Linked DNA regions of Homo sapiens: region 1 is linked to region 2. Evidence: chromatin loops called from intact Hi-C (ENCODE). Cell type or tissue: Calu3. All regions are shown on one strand. Each heading gives the region's core, and the rest is flanking DNA. Links, peaks and the distances in the headings are about the cores only. Region 1 overlaps PRR5L (proline rich 5 like). Region 2 overlaps PRR5L (proline rich 5 like).

Region 1 (8,342 bases), core at 163-8,162, 49 kb after region 2:
CTCCAGTTTCCCATTCAGAGCCTTAGTCTAGACTAGGAGTGAAGCCACCTCTGTACAGATTATAACTGAGGAAATTATGACAGTGAAAAAGATCAGACCTAATTGACTCCATCTTGCTCCTAACATTTAAGCTGTCCTTGTTCATTCCTAGGCATAAGCTGAGCTAACCTTAGGAAGGAATTTAGTTTATAGTTTTACTCTGAAACAAAATTGATAGTAACCCTTTCCCAAAAAGACCCCCTTCTTGCCTGGAGATCAGTCTGCCTTTGTAGGACTAACAAATTAGCTACAAAATTAGAAATTATGTTTTAGGGGTCATGCAGCCTCTGGATGCAAGAGTCTGACCCTTCCCAAATTGCTCCTAGGGATAACATCACTATTGTAAAACCTAAGATCAGTGCTTGAGATATTTTGCAGACCCTGCACTGGATGGATCAGCTGACACCACCCAGACCGGTAATCTGGCTCAACCAGTTCTGTGATCTGACCCAGGAACAGAAGACAGCAAGAAAACCTCATTTCAACCCCCTCTATGCTTCCATTTCCAACCTCACCAATCAGCACTTCCCACTTCCCAAGCCCCTACTTGCTAAATTCTCTTTAAAAAATCCCATCCCCAAATGCTCTGGGAGACTGATTTGAGTAATAATAAAACCTTGGTCTCCTGCACAGCTGGTTCTGCATGAATTACTCTTTCTCCATTGCAATTCCCCTGTCTTGATAAATCAGCTCTGTCTAGGCAGTGGGCAAGGTGAACCCATCAGATGGTTAAAGAAGGAGCTGGCAAACCACAGCCATGTCCAGCAGATCACCTGTTTCTATAAAGTTTTATTGGAACACAGCCAGACCCGTTTGTATCCTTTATTGCTGCTTTTGCCCTACAATGGCAGTGTTGAGTAACTGCAACACAGACCATATGGCCCTCGGTGCCTAAATTATTTTCTATCTCGCCCTTCATAAAAAAGTTTGCTGATTCCTGTCCTAGACTAATACACTTCCCCTCAGTCAATCCCCTATAACAATCAGGAGGAGGTTGATTTTGTCATGTCCTGGTCCCGATAAGCCTCCTGGTCACCCAGGCTCCATCTCCATGAACAGACATCTGGAGGCTCTTAGTTCAGAAGAATTCTGAGGGGCTCCAAAGCTGTTTTCTGCTCCTAACAGGCCCACCCACTTCTTAGGTAGCTAATCCTAGAAGGGCTTGTTTCAGGGAAGGCACCTACACTCATCTGTGTGAACTGCGTTTATGTCTAATTATCACACAGCACAATATTGGTTTTTGCATATCCTTTACAACATCACATTAAATTTGCTGCAAGCTTTATTTGATCTCAACACTAAAGTCTGCTCATGCATATTCCACCTTCATAACTAGTTGCTTGTGGAATATGGCCAATTGCTCACAGTTTATACAAAATCAAAGGGAACACTGGTCAAGAGTACTGAACTATTCTCTTATACTTCAGATTAATTCTAATGTGTCACTGATGAAAGGAAATTACTACAAAGCTAACAGCCCAAAAAGAAGTTCAGATTTTCAAATGAAATATCAAGAGACAATTATTAGTAAGTTTATGGACTGTGTAGTGATTTAATACTTCTAAAGCCAAAGCTATCAGCTTAAATAACTTCTGTCTTGACTAAAGCCTTCAGCAAAATAACATCAGGATTTCCAAAATACATCTATACATCAAATCAAAATACAAAATACATCAGGAAAGGAGGCAAATATGCTTTCTTATCCTAATAGTTCAATTAAAAACATATGCTTTTAATAATAATAGCTATGCTTTTCTAAATTCTTACATTGGACTAGACTCTGTTTTTGCATGCAGTATCTCATTTCATCTCCCCGACAGTCATAAATAAGTATGATTACTATCCCCATTTTACAATGGAGGAGACTAATGTGTAGTGATTAAGTAACTTGCAAAAGTTCCTAGTGCCGTCTAGATAGCCCTGTTCACTCCTTTGTGCCCTATAGTCCTTATACACACATCATAAAAAGTTGTCAATGCCCATTTTCTACTGTGAGAAATCCAACTTAGATGAAGGATTCTGCTATATAGTTATACAAAAAGCATACATTGTGATGCTATTAGACACCAGGCGCTGTTCTATGTTTTGCAATCATGATTTCACTTCTTCCTAGCAACCTCCACAGTCCTTGCATTATCTTCATTTTTCAGTTGAGTGACCTGAGACTCAGAGAGGTGAAATAACTCACCCAAGGTCACATAGATAGTGAACAACAGAGCAGGCACTTAAATGGGGAATGGACATTTGGATGTCTGCAAAGTGCTTTGAGACCCCTTAAGGAAAGCGCCGTCTTCATACATCAATGAATCTAGTTGAAGACGTTGGGCTGCGATGTGTATGATGGAGTAATATTGAGGGTCAGAGCAGGGACAGAGCTAAACAGCTCCGCTTACTAAAAAGAGTAAGGAATTTGAAGTTCCCCAGAGGCAGAGCAAAAACAACACTGGAGGCTGCTATGGAGCAAAGGGCATCAAGGGGAACCCTTAAAACATAGCCAAGTGGGACTTTGGAGAGAAGAAATCCTGAAAGTTGTGAAAGTGGTTTGCAGGGATGTGCAGGTGCATGTATGTGTGTGTTGAAGTATGTGCAATATACGTCCCCTCACCCCCTCCTCAGACCTCACCAGCTTATTGTGAGCCAAGTCCACTTTACTGATGTGTGGGGAGATTCTTTCCAGATAACTTAACCCTAGCTGTGGACTGTTGCAAGGCAAAAACAGAGATTGCTCATGTGGGTACAGGAGCCCAAGCCCAAGGGACCAGCTGTCCTCCCATCCAAGTTACGTAAATAATTTACAGGGAACTTATTTCAGTTCCTGCTTGTCAACTACACGATTCATTTGAATTAGGTCCTCTTTAGTACCAGGTACTAAACAAATAAACGAAAAGACTCATTACAGGGTATTTGAGACTAAGTTTCTACACTGCTCACTATCAAACAGGTATCTTACCCATGTTAATTATTTAACCCTCACAATACTGTGAAGTAGAGATATTGTAACCACCATTTTACATCAGAGAAATTGAAGCACATGGAATTTAAATAACTAGGTCAAAACCACACAGCTGTTAATAAGAGCACTGCTGGGACTTGAATTCAGGCAGTGTGGCTTCAGAGCCCATAATCTGAACCACTACACCAAACTGCCCAGTGCATGCTGCCTAGAGTGTAGTGGACTGAGGAGAAATCAGCAATGGCAGTAATTGCAGTGCCTTCTAACCTCCCACCTCTAGTTCCTGAGTTGACCATGGGCAAACTCTATTTAGTATTCTTCCTCAAGGTAGATTGAACTGGCAATGCAGACAAGGTCAATCATGCTGTTAAAACTACAGGTTGGCTGCTTCTGGAACCTTAATTTGAGGTGCTTGGCTTTTTCATACAGGAAAAGACATCGGGAATGAACTTGGACTCACAAGCCAGATGTCCAGTCCCAGGTCCCTCCATTCTTAGAGCATCTCTGCCCCACTCCCCATTACATTTGTCATTGGCTCACCTGCTGCTTCAAAAGGAGGCAGCATTTGGCTACCCAACAAAGCAAAGTGTCTCCAGTCAGAACGCAGGGACCAGGACAAAAACCATCTTTGATATATCAAACATTTTGAAAACTTGAAACATACATAACTCTTTGAGCCCCGAATATTGGCGTAGCTTAAACTTCTTCCTCAAGGCAGGATGAAACATGTAATAATATAAAGGGTTAGGAAATCCCCAATAGCACAGCTGATACCTGCTTTTTTCTCACCCCAACCAAGATTAAATCATCAAGAGGGAAACTTTAGGTACATTTCTTGACCAAGGTGTAATCTGGTTTTCTTTCTGTGAGACAGAAGACTGAGAACTAACAATTTGGTGCTGCTGAAGGTGGCGGTGAGGGGGTTCCTATTAGAAGAACTATTAACTTTTAGAGTTGTTTTTACAATGGCATTAAGCCATTTGCTTTGCAACTACACAGGGAATAAACATTGATAGGATGTTCTGTGAACACAGCTGCACACTGACATCTGGCATTGCCTCTGGAATCCTAGAGGATACATCTGTCAGTAAAGCGGCTCCTCTGGAGACCCCCACACTCAGCCCTTGGAAGCTGGAATGGAAATGCAGCTGCTGCATCACACAGAAAAGTCAGAAAAGGGCAGGTTGCCCTGCCCAGGCTGAGAAACCATAGACTTGGTTCTACCTCAAGTAGAGGGGTCAGGGTCTGTAATCCTCACCACAAAGATGACTCAAACTCATAAAAGCAAACACTAAAAGCTATTGAGCAACTACAATGGGCCAGACACTGTGCTGTGCACGCTGTATGTTATACTTCATAATAGTGAGGTGGGTAATACCAGTATTCCTGTTTTACAAGGGAAGACAGAGGCTCAGAGAGGATGAAATAGGGACCTAGTCCCACGTGTTTAGTAAGTGGCAGAGCCAGGACTTGAACATTGGTTTATTCTGATGGAGGAGACCATGCTCTTATCCATCACCTTAAACCACCTCTCAAGTGAGTGGCAATGAACAGCTGGTCCAACAGATCATACAACACTCTGGCTGGCTCAGCCCTTAGCAGGCATACTTCCAAGCACCTACTTGGTGTAAAGCACACCTGCTGAGTGAAATGTAGACAGCACAGCAGTGCTGTGTTTAACAGATGGAGATGGTGATCTTTACCTTCCGAGTACACAACCCCTGTTCTCCCATTTGTACTTTCCCATCTTTTCTTCCCCCACCTTTTTTCCCTTTCCCAAAGTCATGGTCAGATACACTCTGATGACTCATGATCTGAGGAACAAAGCAAGAATTTTAATCAGTTGCCCCTATGTCTTCCCCTCTTTGAGTCTTTCTCTACATGTCTAGGTAGATACAGGGAATATATTTACGTGCTTCTCAAAAAACGGTATTCAGTAAAAATTCTCTCTGCCACCCACGCTCCCACCTACCCTGTTCCTACTCCCAAGCCCTACCTATTAGTATTTTCTTGTGATTCTTTCCAAATTTCATGCATATAAAAGACACTGCAAATATGTTATCTCCTCTCACTCCTTCCCATTTTATTGGCACTTTTTTCATGTGAATATTCAGGGGGGCATCTTCATTCTCTTTTATAGCTACATAGAGTTACAGTGTATGGATTTACCATAATGTATTAATATTTAATCTTTCCCATATTACCAAACATTCAGATGGTCTCCAAGCTTTTGTTATTCATAAGTTGATACTTTGAACTCCTTAAATATATACCTCAATTGGCTAGAGCTCAGAGAGGAGAAAGATAGATAGACATCCAAAATTCCAACGCTATCCACCACTAAAAGCTCTCAGAGTAAAAAAGCAAAACATTCAGCAAAAGCCCCTGTGTGAAAAGATCTTACTGTGCCAGGAGACTGCCATATCTACCTTTTTCCAAAGACCCCATTTCTCCTCAGCCCAGAAAAAAAAGTGACATCTTGAACTAGGTAACCCCATACATAGAGCATTAGTGCTTAATGTCTTATAGTTTTCATAAAAGTAGTAAACCTCTCCAATTTTTTTATTATAACTTCAGTTGGTTTGTTAAGATGATATAAAATTCAACCCAGCATAGCCTACCAACCCATGAGGGGGCCAAGCAGGGAGGCCTTTGCTTCTTTGGCTGGGCCCATTAGGAGCCAAGCAATAGCCCACTCTACCAAGACATTTGCTCCCCTGGCTCTGCCCCATCCAAGCCAGAAATGCTTGCCTGAAGTTGTGAAAATGTCCTGTTGGTGCTAGATATGTCACCAAGAGGTGATATTTCTTCTTCTACCTCTTTAAGGTTTTTACTAAAAACTGCTATGCCAAGCAGCCACGCCTTAGAATGGGACTAGCACTGAACAAAATGAGAATTAAGAAACTTTGAACACCCTTGACATCCTTTCCTTCCCTAAACTCAATTGCTGCATTCTCAAGCTCTTCCTTCCTCCCATTCTCCCTGTAATTGATGCTATGGGGTGCATTATGCTCATGCACATGGAAGGCCAGAAAATTCAGGACTGATATTCCTGGGAACATTCTTTTTTTTTTTTTTTTTTTTTGGAGACGGAGTCTCACTCTGTCACCAGGCAGAGTGCAGTGGCATAATCTCGGCTCACTGCAACCTCTGACTCCCTGGTTCAAGCGATTCTCTTGCCTTGGCCTCCCGAGTAGCTGGGATTACAGGCACACGCCACCATGCCAAGCTAATTTTTGTATTTTTAGTAGAGACGGGGTTTCACCATGTTCGCCAGGATGGTCTCAATCTTCTGACCTTGTAATCTGCCCACCTCGGCCCCCCAAAGTGCTGCGATTACAGGCGTGAGCCACCACACCCAGCCCCTGAGAACATTCTTAACCAGTGACTAAGGAAGTTGCTGTATAAATATTGCAAGTCCTTTTCCTCTTGTGTGGGAGAACTCTTGGGTGCATGTTCCATGCTGGTTCTGGGAGTCCCCTGGTAGGATTTAGCTTCAGTCACCCACATGGGTAATTTTCTTGACAATTCATCTTTTATTGGCTACTTTCCCTTGCCCACCTAACTTCCTTACTTGTGTAACAGTAACCTTCCAAATAAATTACTTGCATTTGTATCCTTGTCTCAGGGTCTGCTCCTGAGTGAATTCAAACTAAGAGGCTCTACTTCGCCCCTATTAAATGCTCTCTGGGTGGACTCTAATGGGCTCATTCTTATTAAAGTGTAAACAGCTCCTAAGGATCAGGGGAGTGAGTTTCAAAGTGGAAATATACTTAAGGCAGTAGTTCTAAAGCAGTGGGCTGGACACACGGGAGTTCTTGATGCGCTTGCTGCCAAGTTTTGATCTAACGGTAAAATCTATTTTTGCAACAACTGATCGTACTTATTGTTATTCACTGTCAGACAGAGTTGTGAACCGAGAATACCCTTGGGGACAGAGTAAATTGGGGTACCATTTGTAGCACATATGAGTAAAGAAGCCCAGCATTATGTCAAGCCACGGAATGATGATGTGTTCTTTTGAGAGGACACAACAGGCTTCCAGGTCAGGATGGTAAATTGTTCTGCTCTAATAGTGATGGTGGTGGTCGTAGTGGGGATGATGGTGGTGGTGGTAGTGGGGATGATGGAGTCATTCTTTGACATGGAGTCAAAGAATTGCCACATAACTAACGGGATAATCATGGGTGATGTACAGACACTTTGAGACATCATAGAACTGTAAAAGTGACTGTGTTGTCATTATGGTGGACTTGTTGAGTATGGATGAGTCTCTTCATCCCTTTAATCTGAGAAGTGTGCCAAAACACACATACAAAATCTTTAATTGTGGCTTTCAGATCACAGCCAGTGAGAGGGATCTGGAAGAAAGAGAAGACAAGGAAACATTTTTGGAGACTTTGAAATCATATACCACCACCACCATCATCATCCCCACTACCACCACCACCATCATGCTCACTACCACCAACAGTAAAAGACTTGGTTCCAAATAAGGAATGTTTAAACTGACTGTGATATTCAGTTCTCAGGTTTACCTGTTGATTTTCTTTGAAGAAAATCCCATCACTAAATGTACAGTTTGAAAACCATAGATATGCCTGATAATTTTATTCTTAAAACTACCATTAACTTGCAGGTGAGGAAAGTAAAGTTGAGAGAAATTAAATGACATGCCTGAAGCCACAGACTAGACGTGAGCTAAACTAGTACACAGCTGTGGTCCAAAACCTCACCATGTCTAGTGCTCTTTCTTCTACATTATTCTACATTTGCGTATTGATGATGAAACACATGGTTTAGTAATTTCTTGGCGTTGATGCTTGTTTTGGTGAGAATAGGTCAGAAAACAGTTTATAGAAAGTTCTTAGAATTTAGGCTGCTCCAAGAAACTCACCAAAACAACTCCAAGTCTTTCCCTCCCTGAGCCATACTTAACACTTGTTATTCCAGGAGCTGCTTCGATGAGACATATTCTCACAGCTTATCTAATTTGTCTACACTCTCCATACACTTTGCTGAATGCCCTCAAATTTCACCTGTATCCGTCTACTATTGCTGCAATACTGCTGCAAAATAAAAACTTTGTGACTGAGGAAAATAAGCCTTTCTTTTTCTCACTTACAGATCTGCAGGTTGACTAGGGCAATTCTGCCTTAGTTCAGGTTTGTGTCTGTTCCATGTGACTAATTCTGGAGCACAGGGAGAAAGGGCAGTGGCTACCCAAGTTATGCTCTTCTGTTGGCTGTCAGAATAGCAGAAGGCCAAGCCAAACAGTGCAAGCATTATTTAAAGCCTCTGATAGAGTCATATCTGATCACATTCCATTGACCAGAACAAGTCAATGCCC
Region 2 (8,342 bases), core at 136-8,135:
CTTTTGGAAAAATACTCCATGCAATACTGTAAAATGCAGTCGTATATTAAGAACTTGGAGGTGGTCTTCAGAAAAAAAAATTCAATAGTTTAATTTCATTTCATGGAATACTATTAACAGCTTAAGGAAATAATATTCAGCAGGATATAATTGGGAAATGTGGTCCTAGACAAAAGAATTCCCTGTCAGTCAAACTTGCTTCGAAAGGACCCGAGACTGTATAAGACGAGGGGAGATCTTAATTGAGTCTACTCAGTAGACTCTGCTTTCGGCTTTTTAATTTCTTGGATGACTGGTCTGCTGATAGTCTCCCAAATTTACAGAGAAAAAAAAAAGCCCTGCTTCAGTTTCCACTGCAGAAACAAAGCAAGTAAACTTGAACGATCATTCCCGCTAAGTGCTTTATCATAAGAACCAGCTACCTCCTTCACAGAAGGGATGATGAGACCTAACAGATATGATCTAAGGACGTTTGATAGGAAATCAGCATGAGCAGCCATTATTTACTGAGTTTACATTAAGTACCAGGCCCAGACTAAGCCCCCAGCAGATAGTAACTCGTTTAATCCTTACAGCCTGCCTGTGATGTACGGATCACTGAACTGTCTATTGGGGAATATCTAGAACTTCACACAGTGCCTCCTCCACTGAGCAGCCACTCAATAAATGTTCACTAGAGGAAGGAAGAGAGAAAGGAACGGAGGGAGGGAGAAAGGAAACAAATTGAGGTTTAGAGATGTCAAATTGCCCGACGTCACACCTTTAACAAGCAGGAAAGTCAGGACTCAAACACGGGAGAGCTGAGCTCTTCCACACCTGGACAGACTGCCAAGCTTCCTGCTGACTAACACACAGCCAGCCTCTAGGAGCTGGCTTGAGGTCCTGGCTACACTTGCTAAGGATGTTAGCTTTGGGCAGCTTGTAGCTTGTATAATCAAAACTGCTGTGTTTATATGGCACTTTTTTTGAGTTTGTAATAATGCAATAGGTAAAATTTACTGAGCACTTACTAAGCTAAGCACCAGGCACTATTCTAAGAACTTTACAAAGCTCATTCTCCATGACCATCCTAAGAAATAGGTGCAATTATAACCTACCTTACAGATGAAGACACCGAAGAGCAGAGGGGTGAGGTGACTTAACCTCTAATTAAGTGGTGGAGTCAGGACTTGAACTGAGGCAATTTGATCCCCAAATCTCTGCATTTAACCTCTTTACTAAATTCATTCCCTCTATCTAATGACAGACCTCACGAGAGAAGGAAAGGACAAAGGCAAGTCCCATTCACAGTTGGATAGTTAAATATGTGTATTAATTTAACCCCCAAAAATGTTTACTATGCATAGCTCTCAGCACATCACAAGTGTCAACTCATTAATTCTCCTAAAACATGAAACAACACTATGAGCCCAGTGCAATTATTATTATTTCCATTTCACAGATGAGGAAACTGAAGCACAGAGAGGTAAGTAACTTGCCCAAAGTCACACAGCAAATGGCAGAGCTGAAATTCACACCTGGACATTCTGCCCCCACTAGTCTGTGGGTTTAACCACCACAGAGTGCAGCCTGACAAGAACATGCAGGTGCCTTATTTAAAAGTGAAATACCCTCCCAAGACCAGTGGCTAAAAATGGTCTCTAAGAGGAAGGCAGAGCCATCTGTAGACCTGGAAATTAAACAGGGCCATGGAGCTTGAATGACTTAATCACTGTTCAATTTAGATTTCCTGGTTGAAAGGGTTCCTGTTCGTCCTACTGGAAATTAACAGCCGATTGCTTCTTGGCATTCTTGTGGGAGGGGTGGGCCATTTTCCTCTGGCCCAGCTGTTTCTGGAAGAGTAAGTGCCTTGCCAGTGTCAGGCAGGTACAGAAAGACTGGTAGGTAAAGGGGACCAGATCCCTTTGTCAAGTGAGCTTAGCAGAAATCAGTCAACTCCTGCTTTTTCTGCTGGTCTAGGAGCTGGGGCCCTTCCTCCACTCCTTGCAGGAAACCTGCCCGGGGGTTGATTCATCTCTCAAAGGCGGGTCAGGAGGAAGGGGAAAAGAAAAGACAAGAGTCAGGTCATTTATTATCAGAAGGGGCAAAAGAGCTTCTAAGGAAGCGGTGAGGAGCTGTAACCACAGCATCTGCAGAAAAGGCATTGAGCTATTAACAGTGAATTCTGCTTAGTACAGTCAATCTGTCCCCAGCTAATCTGGAAAGAAAGATATGAGCTCCCAGAGGTCAAGGAGTGATGTCTGCCCTCACACTTCGAAAGCACTCCAGGAATATATTTTAAATAACTTGTGTCATGAATGTAAGTTAACAGCAAAGAATTGGGCTTACTTTTCTCCTGGTCCATAAATATTTGCCTCTCTTTCTGTCTCCTGGTATGATGCAAAGAATGGTGTGTGGAATCTTGACCACAGCCTCATTCCCGGCCACTCTTTCCCTCTCACCTCATCCTATGCCCAGGCACACTGAGATGCCTGTGGTCTGGGAAAGGCAGTAGTTATTGCACACAGGTCGAGGGTGCAGAGACAAACCAGGCTCAGGCCTGGTCCAGTGACATAGCCATGTGAACCTGGGTGCACGACTTAACGTCTCTGGGCCTGGAGAACCTTGTTCTCTTTCTCCCCCTTAGAAATACCCACTTCCCCTGCAGGAGCCAGGTCAAAGGGCTGCCCTGCTCCTCCATCCCAGGCAGGCTGCCCAAGCACTCAGCACACACACCACCCCCCAGCCCCCACCCATGCAGCATTTGCCTCCTCTTGTTACAGTGATCAGTTTACCTGTCTGTCGCCACTCACAAATTATAAAATCAATGACAGCACATTATTTATCTTTGAATCCCCAATATCTAAGCAATTCCTGGGCTATAACAGAGAATCCATAAGACCTTTTATGGAAGGAAGGAGGAAAAGTGGAAGTGAGAAAGGAAAGATGGGTGGAGAGAAGAAGGGAGGACAGACATAATTGATTATGCTTTCAAACAGAAACAGCAGGCATGGTGTGAGAAGTGCTAGAAAAACATTCTTTCCCCAATATGTCAATTCTGCTTGCCCAGTGTCTAAAACGTCCTTTTTTGGAGATTTGTTCCTGGGGTAAAGATACTGTCTCCGGTTCTCCTTGTCATTGTTTCCCACCAACCACCGCCCCCGTCCGCCCACCCCCACCCCGCCAAGGGTGATGTGTGAAACTGTCAATAGCCCAGCACCTTAGCATTCACTTGCAAGATAGATTTTCTAAAGACAAGTGGGGAAAAGGCACGTCAGCACTTTGGTGCTAAAAGTGAAGGAATAGGGTCCTCAAAAAGGGAAGGGAGGGATCCGTTTCAGTGAGTCAGAGTCATAAGAATGAGAGCATGCGATTCCCATACCCACCCTGCCCTGCCCTCCCATCAGAAGCATTCTCCCTTGCCTACATCACTCGGAGCAAGTTCTGTTTTCAGGACGGAGCCGGTGACCGGTTCGCCAATGGAAGGCAGGAGTCTCTGGTGACTGCCTGCTGCTTCCGTGCTGACAGAATGTCTTTTTTTTTTTTTTTTGCCTTTTATGTACTCATTTGTTATTACTTCAGCACCCCCCGACTTTGAACTTGGTAAGGGAAAAGACTCTCTCTACTAGCATCCTCCAAACTGAAAGGACCCTCAGAGGTCACTTTATCCAACTGTGCCTCATGCTGGAATCGTCTGTATCACCTCTCCCAAGCCCCTCGAGGGAAGAGAGGCTCGCGATCTCTCTTTAACAGCCATTCCATTTTAGAAAACCACAAGAGTTAGATATAACCTAGAACCTGCTGCTCTAAAACAAAGGAGAAAAACAAGTAAAAACAAGTGACTTGTGTTAGGTCACACTTAGGAAAATTCTGCAGAAGTCCAAGGGTAATGAAAAAGGTTGTCTCTTTACCTCATTTTTTTCAGTAGACATTGATTTGCCCACATAAATGAACAAGTATAAGCAAACACACTATCGTTTGATCACATTCCCACAATGATTTCTTTCCTCTGGTAGAAACAGTAAATACCTAGAGATCAGTGACTCAAACTTTTTGAACTCAGTAACCCTTTAAAGTCTTAGAAATTATTATGAGCCTTAAAGTCTTTTGTTTTTATAAGTTATATCTGTTGATACTTAACATATTAGAAACTAAAACTGAGAAAATCCTTGGTTATTTATTAATCGATTTAAAAATAATTTTAAAAGCCATTACAAATTAACATAAGTAATGTATTTTTATGAAAAATAGCTATATTTTCCAAAAGCAAAAGGTATATATAGCAAGAAAAGTGGCTTTGTTTTTTATTTCTGCAAATCTCTTGAATATCTGGCCTAAGAGATCTGGATTCTCGTATCTGCTGTGCACTTAGTCTGTTGCAATACCAATGCCATGTCACCTCCGGAAAACTCCACTGTATACTTGTGTGAAAATCAGAGTAGAAAAGGCAAATAATATATTAATGTTGTTAGTCTTGTTAAAATAGTTTTGAGCTCATGGACCTCCTAAAAGGATCTCAAGCAACTAAGATGAGTTACATAGGTGGGGACCAGTGCAAAGTGAAAGTGCTGTTTCTTGTCCAAAAGTTATAAAGCATTTCAAGACAGCCACAGCAGAACATTGAACTGAGCTCTGAGCATGGGGCCCTGCGTGACTTCACAGTTCCTGCAGGCAACTTCAGGGGTCTCTGACCACATGTCGAGAACTGCTGCTGTAGAGTTATACTTGCTTCTTGAATCAAATGAGTGGCTTAAGACAATTAGTGTACACCAGGGTGATATCAAGTTAGGAGTGTGTGCATGTATGTGTGTTTGAGCTGCTGGATCACCAGGTGTAAGTGTTCTTGAGTAATAACATATACCTAACAAGATAAAAGCATGACTTACACAGATTTTCCCCCTGGGTGTATATCATAAAACCTTACCCTCTTATTCAGCCTATTATTCCACACTGACCCTAAACATACACACACACATGCATTTATGCATGCACACACATACGCCTTGAGCTGATGGCTTGCATGCATGTGGGTGTGTGTGTTACATGTGCGATGTTACATGTGCACATACCCCTTTGTGTTCCAAATGGCTGCACACCAGATAGTCAGATATTTGTCATGGTTTCCTGTTTTGGGTTTTTATTGGGTGACAGGCTTTGATCAGCAAAACTGACATCTCTCGTCCCCATTTTCCTGTTTGGTACCTTATACATAGTAGGCACTCTAAGCATTTGCTGAGTTATATTTTATAACTCTGGTGGTTAGAGAAAATTATGCTTATTAAATACTGTTAGCAACTGATGGTTAGCACATAGATATCCCATTTGATCCTCCTTCCTGAGAACTCAACACTTAGGGAGGTAACCATCCCACTAATAATAGGTAGACTTGTCCAGAGAAGAACAGTATGTCATTGTCATTCTACTAGACACAAGGTAGCAATATTTCATGATTCTCCTGAGATTCAGGCATGAATTTAGCTAATAAAGAACATAAGTTTTCTGTTTTGTGTGTCTGTGTGTGTGTGTGTGTGTGGGTGTGTGTGTATGTGTGTGTGTGTGTGTGTGTGTGTGTGTGACAGAGTCTCACTCTGTCGCCCAGGCTGGAGTGCAGTGGCATGATCTCGGCTCACTGCAACCTCTGCCTCCCAGGCTCAAGCAATTCTTATGTCTCAGACTTCCTAGTAGCTGGGACTACAGGCGCGCATCACCATGTCCAGCTGATTTTTGTATTTTTAGTAGAGATGGGGTTTTGCCCTGTTGGCCTTCAAACTCCTGACCTCAGGTGATCCACCCACCTCGGTCTCCCAAAGTGCTGGGATTACACGGGTGAGCCACTGCACTCGGCCAGGCTTCTGAAGTATTTAAAACAATGCCCTATAGTTTCTGTTATAGACCAGTCTGGATTTATCCCGTCTCTGTCTCTGTTGATCCGCTCCTTTGGGACATACTGTTAGTGTCTTCATGGCATCTGCTCTGGAATCATCATGTCTGTATCTTATCTGTTATTTTCTACGTTTTAATGAAAGTGTTACACTAATTGCTGACATCTTTGCATCATTATTGATTGTCAGCATTTGATCACAAACATTTGTGTCTTCCTAAAGAACAAAACACCAGAATAAAATGATAATTAATATGTAAAAAAATTAAAATTAAAATTAATGCCCTAGACTCCAGTAACAAATTAATCCATTTCAAAGAATAGTATACACTTGTATAAATATAATGTGGACTCTATTACAATTCTGGTCAAATCACCTCTCTCTCCAACACCGAAGGAAGTGACTGTGGCCTCTCTCCCACGCTAAGACAAAATCTTTCAATAAGAGGATTAATCTTTCACCTAAAATGGCAGAACATCCTTCTATTCTCATTAGAAGTTAATACCGCTTCACGTACAAAGGACCCCTGGATCTTTAGTTCAAATCTGCCACTTACAGATGAGGAAACTGAGGCTCAGCGACATGAAGTGACTTATTTGTCCAAAATCACACACAGCTATTTAATGGCAGCACTGGGACTCAAATGCAGTTCTCCTAGCATTAGATAAAGGACCATCCAACCACAAGAATATGAGCCTGCAAGTCAGTGTGGGTCCACGTTACTGAAAATCCAACCACTGATTACTAAAAATCCAAGCACTGATGTATCAGGGATTGTCAATAAGTAAAATGCAAAACATCTCCAAATCTAGCCAGGTGCCAAAGCCCTTAACCAGTGCCCTGAGCACTATCGCCTCCCAGATGTATGAAGTATCTTTCCTTCCTCTTCAGTATCTTCATCCTCTTCCCCTTTGCCAGCCCTTTTTCTTACTTCCATTGTGTATTTATCACCTTGGGAAGAAGAAAAAACAAACCTCTACATGGCTGGCTACTCCTTGTAGTTGTAATTCTATTTCTTTCCTGACAGTTACTGCCAAATTCTTGGAAGTTATATACAGGCGTACCTTGGAGATATTGCAGGTTTGGTTCCAGACCATAGCAATAAAGTGAATAATAATATCACAATAAAGTGAGTCACACAAATGTTTGAGTTCCCTGGTGCATATAAAAGTTATGCTTATACTATACCGTAGTCTATTAAAAGTGTGTGCAATAGCATTGTGCCTAAAAAATGTACATACTTTAATTTAAAAATACGGCTAAAAAATGTTGATCATCTGAGGCTTCAGTGAGTAGTAATCTTTTTTGCTGGTGGAGGGTGTTGCCTCAATGTTGATGGCTTCTGACTGACTGGTCAGGGTGGTGGGTGCTGAAGGTTAGGGTGGCTGTGGCAATTTCTTAAAATAAGACAACAACGAAGTTAGCCTCATTGATTGATTCTTCCATTCACAAAAAACTCTTCCTTTCACAAGAGATAGCTGATAGCATTTTACCCTCAGTGGAATTTCTTTCAAAATTGGGGTCAGTCCTCTTAAACCCTGCCGCTGCTTTATCAACTAAATTTATGTAATATTCTAAATCTTTGTTGTTATTTTGACAATGTTCACAGCATCTTCATCAGGAGGAGGTTCTATCTCAAGAAACCACTGTCACTCATTAGGGTTGAAATCAACTTCTTCTAAACACCTGTTAATGCTGAGGTTTCAACTTCCTCCCATGAATCACAAATGTTCTTAATGGCACTTGAAATGGTTAATCCTTTCTAGAAGATTTTCAACTGACTTTGTTCAGATCCATCAGAGGAGACACTATCTATGACAGCTTTAGCCTTACAAAACGTATTTCTTAAATAATAAGACTTGAAAATCAAAATTACTCCTTGATCCCTGGGCTGCAGAACGGATGTTGTGTTAGCAGGCAGAAAACATTAATCTCCTTGTACATCTTTATCACAACTTCTGGGTGACTAGGTGCATTGTCAATGAGCAGTAATGTTTTTAAAGGCATCTTTTTTTTTTCTGAATAGTAGTCTCAACAGTGGGCTTAAAATGTTCTGTAAAACATGCTGTAAGCAGATGTGCTGTCATCTGGACTTCTTGTTTCCCTAACAGAGCACAGGCAGAGTATATTTAGCATAATTCTTAAGGGCCCTAGGATTTTGAAAAAGGTAAATGAGGACTGACTTCAACTTAAAGTCACTAGCTGCATTGGCTCCTAAGAAGAGAGTCAGCCTGTCCTTTGAAGATTTGGAAACAACCACTGACTTCTTACTAAAATGAAAGTCCTAGATAGCACCTTCTTCCAATGAAAGCTGTTTGCCTACATTGAAAATCTGTTTAGCCACCTTCATCAATGATCTTAGCTAGATCTTCCATATAACTTACTGCAGCTTATCCATCAGCCCATGCTGCTTCACCTTGCACTTTTATGTAATGGAGACAGGTTTCTTTCCTTAAACCTCATGAACCAACCTCCTGTAGC

What was found. Hi-C counts contacts between places; a loop is a spot of excess contacts. Peaks named below come from ENCODE experiments on the same cell type or tissue, not always from the same donor. Only the 100,000 strongest peaks of a DNase experiment are listed, where the experiment ranks them.
Region 1: it touches region 2 in a loop (2.5-fold over the local background); 16 of 110 quality-filtered maps call a loop at or near these places.

What each region holds. Positions count from the first base shown.
Region 1 is chr11:36,308,731-36,317,072 of GRCh38, reverse strand. All of the region lies in intron 1 of PRR5L (proline rich 5 like), which reads right to left. Among named protein-coding and RNA genes, the nearest start is that of PRR5L, 17 kb to the right of the region's middle. In Calu3, for the core only: no CTCF peak of the experiment used is centred there; a DNase peak (open chromatin) is centred at 4,222.
Region 2 is chr11:36,357,246-36,365,587 of GRCh38, reverse strand. The region is part of intron 1 of PRR5L (proline rich 5 like); the gene reads right to left. Among named protein-coding and RNA genes, the nearest start is that of PRR5L, 65 kb to the right of the region's middle. In Calu3, for the core only: no CTCF peak of the experiment used is centred there; a DNase peak (open chromatin) is centred at 3,438.